2 separate regions of the Mus musculus genome follow, and region 1 is linked to region 2. The links are chromatin loops, found by intact Hi-C in ENCODE. Cell type or tissue: heart. All regions are shown on one strand.

Region 1 (8,000 bases), 100 kb before region 2:
TAGAATAACTCATAAAAGCACTTCAAGCACTGAGCTTATAAAGGGTCATGAAGGACAGAGATCAAGAGTAGCCAGATTGTCTTACTCGATGACCTATGGCCATAAAGAGACACCATGGCCATGACAACTCTTATAAGATTTTAATTTAATTTAATTGGGGCTTACATTTAATTGGCTTATATTTTCAGAGGTTTGGTCCATCATCATCAAGATGGAAGCCTGATGACACATAGGCAGATGTGGTGCTGGAAAAGGAGCTGCAAGTTCTACATCAGAGCCCACAGGCAGCATGAAGAGAGGGTGCCACTGGGCCTGGCTTGGGCTTTTGAAATCCCAAAGGCCACCCCTAGTAACACATTTCTTCCAACAATGAGGCTATACCTCCCAATCCCTAATGGCCACACATTTAAATCTTTGAGCCTAAGGGGACCACTCTTATTCAAAACCCCACACAGATGAAGAGAAGTAAGGAGGGGCCAAGGGGTGGAAGATGCAGGAATGTCCCTATGGGACAGACACCCACCAGGCACACCAGAAATCTTCCTCATCATTCAAGTCCAGAGCTTTTAGGAAGTTTCATTACATAATCATGATCGATTAAACTACTGACTGTCGGTGACTGAATTCAGCCACCATCCCCTCTCTCGTACCTGGAGGTCATGAGTTGATCTGGGAGGTCCAGCCCACACTAATCCTGTGCCTGGTCTTTGTGGTGACCAGCCCATCTGAACCTGCAGAAGTTCCCATATGATCAGTCCCCATTTGAAGCTATGGAAACCACCCTTTCAAGTCTCTATGCTGGGAAGATAAACATCTTGTCACACAAAGAAGCACATGAAAAAAGCAAAAGGAAGTCAGCACGGGCAAGGCAATTTCTTTTCTGCAAAAAGAAGCATGCATCAGAAGCCAAACCAGGCTAGAAAGCAGCACTCTTAGCCAAAATGGCCTCCAGCTCTCATCTCTGATGTAAATGGTGACTGTGTTTCTTCCCGTTGGTGGGAGCTCAACTTCATAACTGATGGGATTGACATTTGACGCAATTAGCTAATGGGTATAAAGAGGGAGGAGGGGACTTGGGAAATATGGGTCCTTGTTAGGCTAGCTACCTGGGTAGAAAAACACAAAACAATATTTCTTACACCCATCTGAAGCTATGATTTGGCTGCATCTCAAATGAACTGGATCAGACTAGGGTAGTGTTTTATAGCAATTTCCCCTGAGACAAAAATCCTCCATCTTGGAGAGAATCCTAGAAAGTCATGGGATTTTCTAAAAAGGGGTGCCAGCTAAAACTCAAAAGCTCCATCCTGCAGAGAAGCTAGTTAAAACTCAGGAAGTAAACAACACAAAACTTTCAGGAAGTTTCTGAAACTGATCACATGTGCTAGGCTCCTCCTTCCTCAAATGTATATAAGCAGTAAAAACTGCTGAAAGACACTCTTGGGCCAGTAAGCCATATGGAAAAAAACTCAGACCAGCAAGCTACTTGTAAAGGACCCTCCCCAGCCCATGGAGCTGCCTACCTGCTGCACAGTATGCTCCAGGTTCCCAGTTTTCATGAGCCGTTGCTCACACTAGGGTGGGCTTCGGTAGTTAAGTCGTCTCGAGTCACTTCTGCTCCTGTAAGTAACCCTCTGTGGTGGTGTGAATGAGAACGGCCCCATAGGTTCCTGTGCTTGGATGCATGGTCATCAGCCGGTGGAACTCTTTGGGAAGGACTAGGGGCTGTGACCTTTTGGAGATGTGTCACCAAGGTTTCAAAAGTCCATGCTATTCCCAGTGTAGGTTCTTTCTCTCTCTGCCTCCTACTGTGGATCAAGATGCAAACCTTCAGCTACTGCTTCAGTGCCAAGCCTGCTTACTTCCATGCTCCTTGTCATGATGGTCATGGACTTTAACCCTCTGAAACAGTAAACTCTCAATAAACTCTTTCTGTATGTTGTCTTGATCATAGTGGCTTATCACCGCAATAGGAAAGTAACTAAGACACCTTCACTCATACTGCTATGAGTAACCCAAAGAACACTCATTGTTTCATCAAGCTGGACTTTGGCAGTCTCTTACTGTGATCCATCATTGGTTCCCTATCTGGGCTGAGTAGATATTTGTTCATGTCTCTCCTTTCTTGCCTCCTACCAGTCATAATAAAGGGAAGGTCACATGGCTTTGCCATCTTAAGGGCCAAATACTGGGAAGATTAATTTTAATTGTTAATTTGACTGAATTTAGAATCAGCATGGAGGAGCTGGAGAGATGGCTCAGTGGTTAAGAGCACTGGTTGTTCTTCCAGGAGTCTGAGTTCAATTCCCAGCAACCACATGGTGGCTCACAACCATCTATAATGGAATCTGATGCCCTCTTCTGATGTGTCTGAAGACCGTGACAGTATACTCACATATATAAAATAAATAAATCATTAGAAAAAAAAAGATACCAGGCAGTGGTGGCCTTTAATCCCAGCACTTGGGAGGCAAAGGTGTGCTGATTAAGATGTTTCTAGACTGCTTGCTGACAGGAGCGTGATAGAGCTGTCTCATGAGAGGCTCTGCCAGTGCCTGACAAATACACAAGTGGATGCTCACAGCCTTCCATTGGACTGAGCACAGGGTCCCCAATGAAGGAGCTAGAGAAAGGATCCAAGGAGCTGAAGGGGTTTGCAGCCCCATAGGAGGAACAATATGAACCAACCAGTACCCCCAGAGCTCCCTGGGACTAAACCACCAACCAAAGAGTACACATGGTGGGACTCATGGCTCCAGCTGCATATGTGTCAGAGGATGGCCTAGTCAGTCATCAATGGGAGGAGAGGCCCTTAGTCCTGTGAGGACTCTATGCCCCAGTATAGGGAAATGCCAGGGCCAGGAAGTGGGTATGGGTAGGTTTGTGAGCAGGGGGAAGGGGAATGGGATAGGGGGTTTGGGGAGGGAAAATCAGGAAAGGGGATATTAACATTTGAAATGTAAATAAAGGAAACATCCAATAAAAAATAATTGTTCTGGGCTGGTGAGATGGCTCAGCAGTTAAGAGAACTGACTGCTCTTCCAGAGGTCCTGAGTTCAATTCCCAGCAACCACATGGTGGCTTACAACCATCTGTAATGAGATCTGATGCCCTCTTCTGTTTGAAGACAGCTACAGTGTACTCACATACATAAAATAAGTAAATAATTTTTAAAAGGAAGGAAGGAAAGAAAGAAGGAAGAGAAATAATTTCACTTCCATTTGGGACTCAGAAAAAGTATAGATATCTGTCAAATAGAAAAACACAAATTTGGTAAAAGAACAAAAAAAAAATTGTTCTTCTCATACACTGAAAAAAAAAAAGATGTTTCTAGATGACTTTAACAAGGAGAAAAGACCCATGTGAATGGGAGGGAAGGGGTGGAGAACACCATTCTGGGGACTGGAATACCAAAATAAATAAAGAGAAGAAAGTCAAAGCCAGGCATGGTGGCACACATATTATTATTATTATTATTATTATTATTAATTTAAAGTATGACTGCTCTGATGCATATACACCCTCAGGCCAGAAGAGGGCACCAGTTCCCTTATAGATGGTTGTGAGCCACCATGTAGTTGCAGGAATTGAACTTAGGACCTGTGGAAGAGCAGCCAGTTCTCTTAACCTCTGAGCCATCTCACACACATCTTTAATTACATCATGCAAAAGGCAGAGGCAGGAGGATCTCTGAGTCTGAGGCCAGCCAGTGAGCTCCAGGGCAGCCAGGACTGCTCTAAAGACTGTCTCTAACCCTCTCCCCCCACCCTGCAAAAAAAAAATAAAAAATATAGCTGACCATCAACATTCATTTCTCTCTGCTTCCTGACTATGCCTTTTGGGTCTGAGGTGAGGAGGTGCAGTAGCTCTGCTGGCTACTGTGTGCTCAGGTGGCTCAGCAGGTCACCTGTGCATGGAGCTCAAGGCCAGTTCAGTTTCAGCATCCACACCATTCACGTTAGGACCAGTGGTCCTTCTTCCATTCCCTCAAGTCACTGCAGGACTAGGCACCTCCTCCCCACTGAGGCCAGATGAGGCAACCCAGTTAGGGGAACAATATCCACAGGCAGGCAACAGAGTCAGGGTAAGCCTTAAGAAGCATTCTTGGGGCTGGGGAGATGGCTCAGTGGTTAAGAGCACCGACTGCTCTTCCAGAGGTCCTGAGTTCAATTCCCAGCAACCACATGGTGGCTCTCAACCATCTGTAATGGAGTTTGATGCCCTCTTCTGGTGTGTCTGAAGACAACTACAGTGTACTCATATACATTAAATAAATAAATCTTAAAAAAAAAAAGCATTCTTTACAGCACGTTGGTCAATACAATGCCCATGTCCAGATTACAACCTGATCCTGGTCACAGAACTCAGCAGCATCTAAGCATATCTTGCACAAGACCAACCCTAGCAATGGCCTCTGCTCCAGTTTCTGCCTTGAGCTCCTGTCCTTTCTTTGATGATGATGTGTGATGTGAGTCAAGTAAACCACAAGTTGCTTTGGCTATGGTTTTTATCACAGTGATAGCAACCTAACAAAGACATTGGCCAAAGTCCATCTTAAATCCCCTAACACTTTGGGGTTCCTTGCTCCTTTCCTAAAGCTCTACTCCCCAGCACAAGGTTGCCTGACAAACATGGTGGCTGACCCTATCTGAGCTGCATGGCTCTAGCTCCCGGCCACATGGATGCCTGCCACCCGGTGGCTAACCTGTGAACTGCCCAGCTCAAGCTGCAGGGCTATTCTCCAGTCCCCAGGCAGCTTTGAGGTTTATGGCTGACCGGCCCCGGGGTTTTCTTTTTGAACTCTAACTGTCCTAGGCTTCCATTTGTGTGTATGTCCTAAATTATTTTATTAATAACCCTAAGGAAGAACCCTGATTCCCTAGGCGCCATAGAATGGCTCTCCTGGGGTTCCCCAAGATCCCCAATAACACATCTTTCCTACTTAATTATTTAATTGGCAGAGAAAATGAACCCATTCCCATACTTCTAGCTGCCATAGTCCTGGGGCTACAAGGCCTCTGGCACCTGGTCTAGCCTGGGGTTGGTTCCAGGAACTGTGGCGAGGTATAGGCATGAGATGAGGGTGGCTCACAGCTTTAAGGAGCCTTGAGTGGAGGTGCTGTCTTCAGAGGCTCCAGCCTTTCACTGTTACAGAATATCTGATCACACTGTGAACCCTAAGACTGTGTTACTTACTGGAAAACCTGTTTGTAGTTGTGGCAGCTCTTAGCACACAGCTCTAATCCCAAACAATGACAGTAAAGTAAGTTTGTAGAAGGAAGCACCCATGTTTGAAAGTGATGTCTACCTAATTGAGTGGCAGGTGAAGTGAAGAATCAGAGAAGGATCTGACAGAATATGATCTGCCCAACTCTCACAAGAGGAAAGGGAAGCTACTTGAGGGGCAGCGCAGAGAAAAGGAAGGAAGCGGTTTTACTGCGACAGTTGTACAGAGGCAGATTGCCGAGTGAATAAATTAGACACAAGTGAAGACAGGAGCCAGAGAATGAGGACCCAGAAGATTACAACAGATTGCCAAAGTTAGTAGGAGTTCAAGCAAAACAGTCAAGAGGCCAAGAAAGAAGCCAGCTTGAATCAGTCAGTGTGGAGAGTGTGGAGAGTGTGGAGAGGAGTTTTGAGCCAGAACAGCTGAGTTGACCAGCTCAAAAGAAGCTAGAAAGGGTGAGCTTATTCAGCAACAAGTCTCAGAGGCTGAAAACATTCTAGGCCTAGATAAGATTCTACAGAGGCTAGAAGCTTCCAGGACTAGGCCTATTTAGCAAACAGAGGCAGTAGGCCTCCAAGACAACAGTCCCAGCACTAAGAATTTTATACATTCTCAGCTGGCTGTGGTGGTATGTCCACCACTGCAACCCTTCATTTCCTTTCTGGTCCATTTTATCTTTGTTTTGTTTGTTTGTTTTTCCTTTTTGTCATTTTTGCTTTTGGTTTCCTACTAAGAAACTACTGTTTAATCCAAGATAGTAAAAATGTGTTTCCCCTTAGGAGTTTTATATCTATATTATCTCTGACCTTTTTGAGCTAAATTTTGAATTCAGCATGAGACTCTTAAACAAGAACCACCAAGGTAAAGCTAGTGTGGCAATATAATGCTAGCTACTGTAAGGCTAAAGCAAGAGAAGCTTCCCTGGATAATTCAGCAATCTTTTATTAACAAGAACCAGCGTTTACGCTTGATTTTAGCCACAAAGGAGAGAAGTAATACACTCTTACAAACATAAAGATTTTTCAAGGAAAATTTTAAGTTAAATTTTCCTTTCTACAAAATTAGGGCCAGCAGGATAACTTAGTGGGGACCTGGGGGTGGGGGTGGGGCATGTCTTTTGTCCTGCACTCCAGAGGCAGAAGGAGGGGGATCTCTGTGAGTTCAAGACCAGCCTGGTCTACACAGCGAGTTCCAAAACAGCCAAGGCTACAAGGAGAAACGCTGTCTAGGAAAACAGACAGTTAGTTTAGGGGCCACTTGACTGTGAGTTCAATTCCCAGATCCCACATGATTGGAAGAAACAAATTTCCCCAAGTTTTCCTGTGATCTCTTCATGCACACATACACCTTTGTCCCAGAGATGCCGTCTGTGGTTTCCTAGCACTGGGATTACTGGGAAAACTCACCTCCCAACCATCCTACCCAGCATTTTGTACTATCTCCTCAGTCCTGCCGTGCGCTAAGGCAGGGCCTTCTCCAGGTCGTCCCGGCTGTCCTAAACTTGGTATGTAGACCAAGCTAGCCACGACCTCAAAGATCCTTTTTCCTGTCTCCTGGCTGGGGTTTTAAGGTGTGTGCCACCACGCCCGGCTATTCTGCTTCTTGATGCAGGGCCTCCACAGTAGTACAGGCTAGCCCTCGGCCTCCTGCCTCCATTACTGAGATTACAGCAATTTATCGGTGTGCCGTTGTATACGGTATGTCCTTTACTTGTTTAATCTAGACAAACTGCTTGCATTTCCGAAAAGACCTTCAGCTGGAGCTACAACTCGCTTCTCTGTAATTACCCGACACCTGGCAATGCCTTCCCGCCCCGAACCCCAAAGTCAACACGGCGGTCCCAACTCACGCCTCTCCTACAGGACCTGTGAAAGGCCCAAGGGAGTGGGGCAGAACGGGCTGACATCAGAGTCGCTACCCAAACTCCGCACAAGTAGGAGACTCTGGCCCGACGTGCCCTGCCGTGTAGAATTCACCCTCTCCTTCCCGTCTACGTTTCCCACGACCAGGATCTCACTACACTTCCCAGTACCGGAAGCCTGAGCGCAACAAAGATGGCGACTGCGGAAGGGGCGGAGGGCGTGGCCTCCGTCCGGGAGCACTGGGCCACCTAGCTTCCGGCGGCGCGCCAGTGACGTCAGTGAGCGCGCCAGGCCGCGTGGAGGCCGTAGGCTGATGGAGGTCAGTGAGGGTGATCGCCGCCGCAGTCTGGCGTCCTGGAGAGACCGGGTTTCTGAACGTGGGTATCCGAGACGGGAAGCGTGGCTGGGAAGGGCAGCAGTTAGTAAGGACCGGCGGGGCTGTTGTGGGGGGAGCCAGGAAAGGGACTCTCGACACCGTGCCCCAAGGGCGCTGTTCGGTTGCAAATTCGGTTCCGGGCTGCGATTGCGCACGCGCTCCTCGGCCCGCGGTAGACACGAGGCCTATCCCGGGAAGCTCCGCTGCCCGCAGTGACCCTTGGCGTCCCCTGCCAGTCACTTTTCGTGTTTCTGCATTTTAGGTTTCAGGGTCGATATTTACTTAGTCGCAGGTCTTGAAAATCGGTAGTTTGCCAGTGCTTTTTTTTTTTTTTTTTTTTTTTTTTTTTGGTTTTTTGAGACAGGGTTTCTCTGTGTAGCCCTGGCTGTCCTGGAACTCACTCTGTAGACCAGGCTGGCCTCGAACTCAGAAATCCACCTGCCTCTGCCTCCAAAGTGCTGGGATTAAAGGCGTGCACCACCACGCCCGGCTCTCCAGCGCTTCTTTACTGTCTGGGTTCAGTAAGTGATGGATA
Region 2 (8,000 bases):
AAATTTTTGAGACGTATAAGCTGATCCATTATCAGTCTTGAGGAGTTTGGGTTTCCCCCAAAGCACTCCATGCCTCAAGGCAATGTTGAATCACATGTGAGGCTTTTTCTCCGGTTAACGGAGAGGCAAACATGATGCCAGAACATGTGTCAATGGACACATGGAGATATTGAAGTTTTCCAAAGGAAGAAACATGTGTAACATCCATTTGCCAGACCTGTAGAGGTCGAATACCGCGTGGGTTAATTCCCACATGAGGAACTGGCAAGAACTCACAGCAGCTTTGACATTGAGTAACAATGTCACGGGCTTCTTTTCTTGTCAAGGAGAAACGACTGCGTAATGTTTCAGCCGTCACATGAAAATTGTTATGAAAATTTCTTGCAGCCTCTACCGGGGATGATAGGGCAGCAGCCACCACTTTAGTGGCCTTATCTGCCAAATCATTTCCCAGAGCCATGGGGCCAGGTAGGCCTGAATGGGCTCTAACATGAGTAATATAAACAGGAGATCTTCTAGATAACAAAACTAATTGTATCTGCTGAAAAATATTGGCAACTCTACTGGAAGGCTTAATCACTCCAGCCACTTCTAAAAGATTTACTGCATTAACCACATAACAGGAATCTGACACAATATTAAGGGGTTCTAAAAAGGTTTTTAAAACTTCTAAAACCACTAAACATTCTACCACTTGAGGTGAATTTTCATTATATTGTTTGGATACCACTTTACCATTAGCCACATAGGCACCTATGCCAGTTTTTGATCCATCAGTATATACCACAATCCCATTTTTAAGTGGGTTTCTTCTAAACATGTAAATATTGATTTCTCTCAAAGGAGGAAATATGCGTGACATCCATTTGTCAGACCTGTAATGGCCTGGCGCCACGAGGGTTTACCCCTACGTGAGTAGATAAAATTTGACAACAATCTAAAGGCATTATTAAGTAATCAGAATCATTTCTAGTAGAACCAATCCCTCTGGCAGCTCTAGGAATATCAGAGGAAGAAAAAACAGCCATGTAGGCTTGGCAAAATTATTAGTTGAGCTATTTTGTCCCCTTGTGATATAGAAAAGACAACTTGAGGACAAGAACAGAGAACCTGAAGTTCCCCTTTACAATCCTGATCTACAACTCCAGGGTGGACAATAAGACCTTGTAGGCTGCAAGAGCCTGCCTCTGTCATTATTGTCCAGTGGCTTCACCTGCTCGGGAGAGCGCCTTCCAGGCCCTAATAGCCTTTTCATCTGATTCAGAACTATTAAAAACTGGCTCCTTGAGCTCACCTAGTGATGAGTAGAGGCTCCTTCTCCTAGAAGCCTCCGCTGATTGATCTTTTTTCTTTTCTTTTTCCTTCTCCTTCCTTCTAATCTCTCCCCAGGTATTCTTACCTGACCTAAACTTTTCCTCGGGTTCAAGACCCGTGGAAAGGCCTGTATGCTTATTTTGTGTACCATATTTTCTCTTTGCTCCTACTCTCTCTCCCCGCTTTACTTCTGATAGATTGTCCTGAATTTCATCTAGAATCCGCCCTGCCTTAACCACTTGATAACATGTGAAAAGGAACAAAAGGGCTTCTAACACTAGAGAAAGTTCAAGGCCAAACATACCTTATAAAGCTATTTTCCACTTTACTTCTGATAGACTGTCTTGAATTTCCTTAGAAAGTTCAAGGCCAGGCGTACCTCGTAAAGCTATACTTACGGGTTACCGCCGTTCCCCAGCTGAAAAGTTCTGAATTCATGCAGTTGAATCCTTCTTAACAGTCTGCTTTACGGGAACCTTTATTACCGCGACCCGCAGTTCTGGTTCTGGAATGAGGGATCTTCCTTGCGCCGGTGAAGCTCCCGTCCCGAGTTTCCTCCCGGGTTTTTTCTTCCCGGATTTTTTCTCGTCCCGGAATTTCTCGTCCCGGATTTCAGCACCAATTCTTAATCGCGTTCTCACGCCCGGCCAGGAAAGACGCAACAAACCAAAATCTTCTGCGGCAAAACTTTATTGCTTACATCTTTGGGAGCCAGGAGGGCAAGCGCCCAGCGCCCAGCCCCCAAAACGAAAGCCCCTTCAATAATTTTAGGAGCCAGAGCTCTGGCGCGCCGGGGCGCAGAGCGTGCTCTATTGTTTACATCTTTAGGCAGCGAGAGAGCGCAGGGCGCGCAGAGCCAGAGAGATGCCAGCGAGAGAGAATGGCGGAAACCCCGTCCCCTTTTTTAGGAGCGTTATATTTCGCCTAGGACGCATCACTCCCTGATTGGCTGCAGCCCATGGCCGAGCTGACGTTCACGGGAAAGGTAGAGTACAAGTAGTCATAAAATACCCTTGGCTCATGCGCAGATTATTTGTTTACCACTTAGAACACAGGATGTCAGCGCCATCTTGTGACGGCGAATGTGGGGGCGGCTCCCAACACACACTCACATACACACACACACCACCACACACTCACACACATACACCACACACACACTCACACACACACCTCACACATACACAGACATACATGCACAAACACACACATGCACACACACACACACAGACATACATGCAGGCAAAACACCCATACTGTGATTTAACTCTGACACAAGCCAGAGTTATTTGAAAGGAGGGAATCTAAATTGAGAAAATGTCACCATAAGATCTGGCTGTAGAGCCGGGCGTGGTGGCTCACGCCTTTAATCTCAGCACTTGGGAGGCAGAGGCAGGCAGATTTCTGAGTTCAAGGCCAGCCCGGTCTACAAAGTGAGTTCCAGGACAGCCAGAGCTATACAGAGAAACCCTGTCTCAAAAAAAAAAAAAAAAAAAAAATCTGGCTCTGGCTGTAGGGCATTTTCTTAATGAATGATTGATGGGGGAAGTGTCCATCCCACTGTGGGTGGGGCCATCCCTAGACTGGTGGTCCTATAAGCCTGCTTTTTGTAAGAAAGCAAGCTGAGCATGCCTCGATGAGCAAGGCAGTCAGCTGTACCCCTCCATAGCCCTTGGGTCAGCTCTGCCCCCCAGGTCCGGGACCTGCTTGAGTTCCTGTCCTTGCTGCTTTTGATAATGAACTGTCATATGAAACTGTAAGTGAAATAAGCCTGTCCCTCCCCACGTTGGCTTTGGTCATGGTGTTTTATGACAGGGATAGAAACCCTAAGACATATACACATAAAATATGTTTTTAAAAATTTAATAACACAAGTAGGGATTAATTTTTTTTAAAGATTTATTTATTTATTTATTATATGTAAGTACACTGTAGCTGTCTTCAGACACTCCAGAAGAAGGAGTCAGATCTCATTATGGGTGGTTGTAAGCCACCATGTGGTTGCTGGGATTTGAACTTCGAACCTTCGGAAGAGCAGTCGGGTGCTCTTACCCACTGAGCCATCTCACCAGCCCCTAATTTTTTTTAAAGTTTTTTTTTTTTTTAAAGATTTATTTATTATATGTAAGTACACTGTAGCTGTCTTCAGACACTCCAGAAGAAGGAGTCAGATCTCATTATGGGTGGTTGTGAGCCACCATGTGGTTGCTGGGATTTGAACTTCGAACCTTCGGAAGAGCAGTCGGGTGCTCTTACCCGCTGAGCCATCTCACCAGCCCCTAATTTTTTTAATTATAGTTATTTAATGCGTGCACATGCACGGAGTTCAAAGAACAACTTGTGGGACTTGCTCCTCTCCTACCACAAGTGTGCCAGGGGTCAAACTCAGGTCATCAGGCTCTGTGTCAAGTGCCTTTCTTTACCCAGTGAGCCATCGTGTTGGCCCCAAACAGGCAGGTTTTGCAATTTGGAGTCAAGGAACAAACTCTTGTCATTAAAGCATTGAAAGTTGGAGCCTCAAGTCCTCTGACAACTACATTCAGAAAAGATGACTCCCAGCTGGGCCTGGTGAGCCCGGATTGTAATCCCAGCTACTTGAATGTGCAGATCCCTGGAACTGCAGTTAAGGATAGTTGTCATCACCATGTGGACGCTGGGAATTGAATCTGGGCTCTGTGTAAGAGTGGCAAGTGCTTTTAACTACTGAGCCATCTCTACAGCACCAATTATAAACTCTTTGTAATTTTTATTGTTACATTTGTGTGTGTTTGTATGTGTGACACGTAAGCATGCACATACACACAGCCTACAAGTGGAGTGGGCAAACAATTTGATGAAGTCCCCTTTCCTTCCACCTTATAGTTTCTGAGATTCAAATTTAGGCTTAGTGGCAAGAGCCTTTCGCTGCCGATCTACCTTCCTGGGCCAAAAATAAAGTCTTAGCTCCTTTTCAGTTATGAGCCTGTGGTTTGTGTCACTAGAAATTTAATGAGAACTAAGCCACCCAACCTCTAAAAAGAGGGGGGAATAAAAGAGAGAAAGAAAAATTCAAGAAAGGGCTGAGGATGTGACAGTAGAGCATTTGCAAGCTCAAGGCCCTGGGCTTGGGAATGGTTCTCCGGTGACTTCTGATCTGAGTGTGGCCATAAGCTTTGTTAACTATTACAAAGACTCGTGCTTCTTGTGGTGCTTGTTTCTGCAGCAAATTCGTGAAGAAGTCCATGTTGGAAGGTGAAGAAAGGGCAGACATATGTTTTTAAAAGAAAGGAAAAGATGGGCAGTGGTGTCCCACGCCTTTAATCTTAACACTGTGGAGGCAGAAGCAGGTGGATCTGAGTTCGAGGCCAGCCTGTTCTACAGAGTTCCTGGACAGCCAGGCCTTCACTGAGAAACTTGTCTCGAAAAACAAAACAAACAAAAAATAAAGAAAATAAAAATGCTGACCGAGGTTTTCTTTCCTGCCCCCTCTCACTTTCTGGTCCATTCACATCACTTTGTTGTTGGTTGTTGTTGTGTTGGTCCATCCCAGGGCCCAGCGTCCACGTGTTTCTCAGCCAGGGCTACCTCCGGTTCCAGGCCCCAGCTTTGGCACCCGGATTACTAAAAGGATAGGATGCAGAAGGCAATCCCTGAGTCTGAGGTCCGCATTCGATCAACCGCCACTACCAGGACCGGCCAGCTGGGGGAGCGGGTTAAACCCGCGCTCGAGGCCACGCCCCAGGGGCGCTGACGTCAGTGTCTTGGAGCCCGCGCACGCGGCTTTGGGCGGGGCTGCGTGGTGACGTTACGCGTGCGCGGCTCGCTGCTGTGACCGTAACTTTAAGCACACGTGAGCGTCCTCAGCTGGCAGCCATGGCTGGCGGGTCCTTCCTAGCATGTGCTGCGGCCCTCACCTTATCTTCCGTCATCAGGGCACAGGCGCCGTGCAGGGCTATTCCGAGTCCAGGTAGAGATGGCTGAGCTCGGTGGCAGGAGATCAGCCTGCGGTGGAGCAGGGACGTTTGCCCTGGGGAGACACGTGCCACCGGGTGAGTTAGGCCTGTTTCTGGGGGATTCCTTTCCAACCCCAGCTAGTTCCGCCCAAGCAAGCAGAGTCTTCCCTCAAGAGATTTTTTTTTCCTTTTACGAGAGAACGTTCGGAGGGGCTAGAACTGGGTGATACGCACTGGCTGCGCTGAATCTGTCTTTTCTCCCCTCCTAGGTGGACATCGAGGCCCTGTGGGTGGCCCTACAGCGTGGAAGGGATGACCGAGCTTTGGGACATGTCCTGGTAAGTCAGTTGTGGAAGCTCGGTGGCCGGTGAAGCCAAACTCCGTATCTTGAATTCATTTTCAGGACTAATTCTCTCCCCTAGACTTCTGGGGACTGGGAGACTGCAGTATGGGTCGTGCAGGATTGGAGTGATATACTTAGCAAGCCTCCAGCGTGCTTGGGTCTGCAGTGACCCTGTGCATTCCTACAGTGCTTGCCAGAACAATTTTGAAGTGGTTTGAGGCCTTGCCCTGCCCTCTCCAGAGCAAGGTTATAGAAATTTCAGACAATATGGCAGACACCTGCCACGTGGATAAATTACAAGCCGGTAAGATTTGCAATGCTGCACTTTGGGTTTTTTGTTTTGTTTAACTGTGTGGGATAGTTCTGCACATGGTGCAGAGGCAAATAAGTCATTTCTTGTTGGTTTTGTTTTGAGGCAAGGTTTCTCTGTAGTTCTTGCTGTCCTGGAACTCAAAACAGATCCACTCACCTCTGCCTCCTGAGTGCTGGGATTAAAGGTGTGTAAGGCTACACCCAGCTGAATATTTTTCTGTGCTCCAGAGTTAGTACAAAGTAGTAAATCCTTAAAACAGTTACAAAATACAGCAGGAGTACCAGAGTTGGGTCTCCGGTGTTGAAGTAAAACCCCAGGTGTGGTGACACGTGGTTTTGGTTCCATTTGGGCTCTAGGCCTTATTTTTCTTTTTTTTTTTTTCTTTTCTCGAGACAAGGTTTCTCTGTGTAGCCCTGGCTGTCCTGGAACTCACTTTGTAGACCAGGCTGGCCTGGAACTCAGAAATCCATCTGCCTCTACCTCCCGAGTGCTGGGATTAAAGACGTGTGCCACCACACCGGGCCTTAGGCCTGGTTCTTAAAAGGCAGAGAGCCTGCAGATGGTAGAAATCTGGCTGCTGTGCCAATACCTAAGGAAAGCCTCCCGGCAAAAGGAAGGAATCCCAGGTACTGGGATTAAGGGTGTGTGTTACCACACCAGGCCCTCATTTCAAATCTTTATGTTGAAAGGGAATAAAACTGTAATTCATGTAATGTATGTTAAATAGCCCAAAGAGTTGTTTCTGAGCTTTGAAACCTGGGGCTGAGAACATAGCAGAACAGACCAGGACATGCCCGGGCAAGCCCATCGCCTCCCTAGCTCCCACCCCTCTGACCTAAGTTAAATGTTACAGGCTGCTGATGTGAAACCGCGCCAATTCCTCCCCCAGCCCCACTCCTTTTCTATAAAAACCCCTAGCTTCCAAGCCTCGTGGTCGAATCCACTGTCTCCTGTTATGTGAGATACGTTTCGACCCGGAGCTCCGCCATTAAAAAAACCTCTTGTTGTTACATCAAGGTGTTGTGTTCTATTCGTGATTCTTGGGTGCACGCCGAATCGGGAGCTGAGTGGGGGTTTCCCCACTGAGTTCTTTCAATGTCACATATGTGAGTGCACTGTCACTGACTTCAGACACACCAGAAGAGGGCATCAGATCCCATTACAGATGGTTCTGAGCCACCACGTGGTTGCTGAGTTCAGGACTTCTAGAAGAGCAGTCAGTGATAACTGCTGAGCTATCTATCTCCAGCCCCTTAACTCAAACCTTTAATTGTACTTCTTTTGTGTGCGTGTCCATGGGTAGGTATGGGCCAATGGATGGCATAGAACATCAAGGTCAGAGAACAGCTTGCAGGAATTGGTTTTCTCCTTTGATAGCAGGCATCTCTAGTCCTACAGCCTGTGTTCTTTTCTGGAGTGCCAGTCATGACTGAGTTGTGTTGAAGGGAAATGTCCTGTTCTTGGTATGGAAGCTGTGGGGTAAATGGTACGTGGACAGTTGCCAGCTTAGTGTTAATGCATTTGGCTCACTGACTCTTCCTTCGGTCTAGGAAACCTAAGGTGCTGGAGCTAGAAGAGACTTGATAGCACTTCAGAGACCATCAGGCTGTTTCGTGGAACTTCCACCAAAGAGGTGAGGATGCAAGAAGACACTCAGGTCACATCAGGAATTAGGCTGGCCTCAAAGTTGCTATGCAGCCAGTGATGGCTTTGAACTCCTTAACTCATGTTTCTACCTCCCTAGAGTTTGAATTACCAGCCTGTGCCAGGAAGCTCGGGCTCTACTTCTGTCTGACTTAGTAGTTGTCCATGACTCAGTCATCTGGTTAAAGTGTATTTAAAGACAATGAGAAACCTGTGACCTTTCCATATTATAAGTCATGTGATTAAATCTCAGAAAGGTTAGACTCCTGGGTTAGATTCTTGTAGATGGCATTTGCCTCTGGTTTGATTTCAGCATAGTGTCCATGAGGAAGTCGTGATTCTAGATGGAGTGGGCTGCTACAGAAGGGACCAATGGGCCTATTGGCTCACTGGGGGTGCAGTCGGGGCTCAAACACAAGTTGGGCTATGCCACTGCCCCTCATGGCAGTGGCCA

The links. Hi-C counts contacts between places; a loop is a spot of excess contacts. Peaks named below come from ENCODE experiments on the same cell type or tissue, not always from the same donor. Only the 100,000 strongest peaks of a DNase experiment are listed, where the experiment ranks them.
Region 1: a loop joins it to region 2, with 3 times the contacts of the local background. A loop is called at or near these places in 10 of 42 quality-filtered maps.

The regions. Positions count from the first base shown.
Region 1 is chr11:6,625,431-6,633,430 of GRCm38, reverse strand. Tbrg4 (transforming growth factor beta regulated gene 4) reads left to right here and starts at 7,364. Exons shown (of 12, transcript NM_134011.3): 1 at 7,364-7,466. In heart, CTCF peaks have their summits at 3,539 (motif pointing right) and 4,702 (motif pointing left); DNase peaks (open chromatin) are centred at 4,690, 5,530 and 7,340; H3K4me3 peaks cover 1,758 bases; H3K27ac peaks cover 1,652 bases.
Region 2 is chr11:6,525,890-6,533,889 of GRCm38, reverse strand. It overlaps Snhg15 (small nucleolar RNA host gene 15), which reads left to right and starts at 5,130. Exons shown (of 4, transcript NR_045893.1): 1 at 5,130-5,342; 2 at 5,516-5,584; 3 at 7,453-7,535. LOC115487884 (a small nucleolar RNA gene) reads left to right here and starts at 5,725; the gene lies at 5,725-5,857. In heart, a CTCF peak has its summit at 4,984 (motif pointing right); a DNase peak (open chromatin) is centred at 5,049; H3K4me3 peaks cover 3,013 bases; H3K27ac peaks cover 2,674 bases.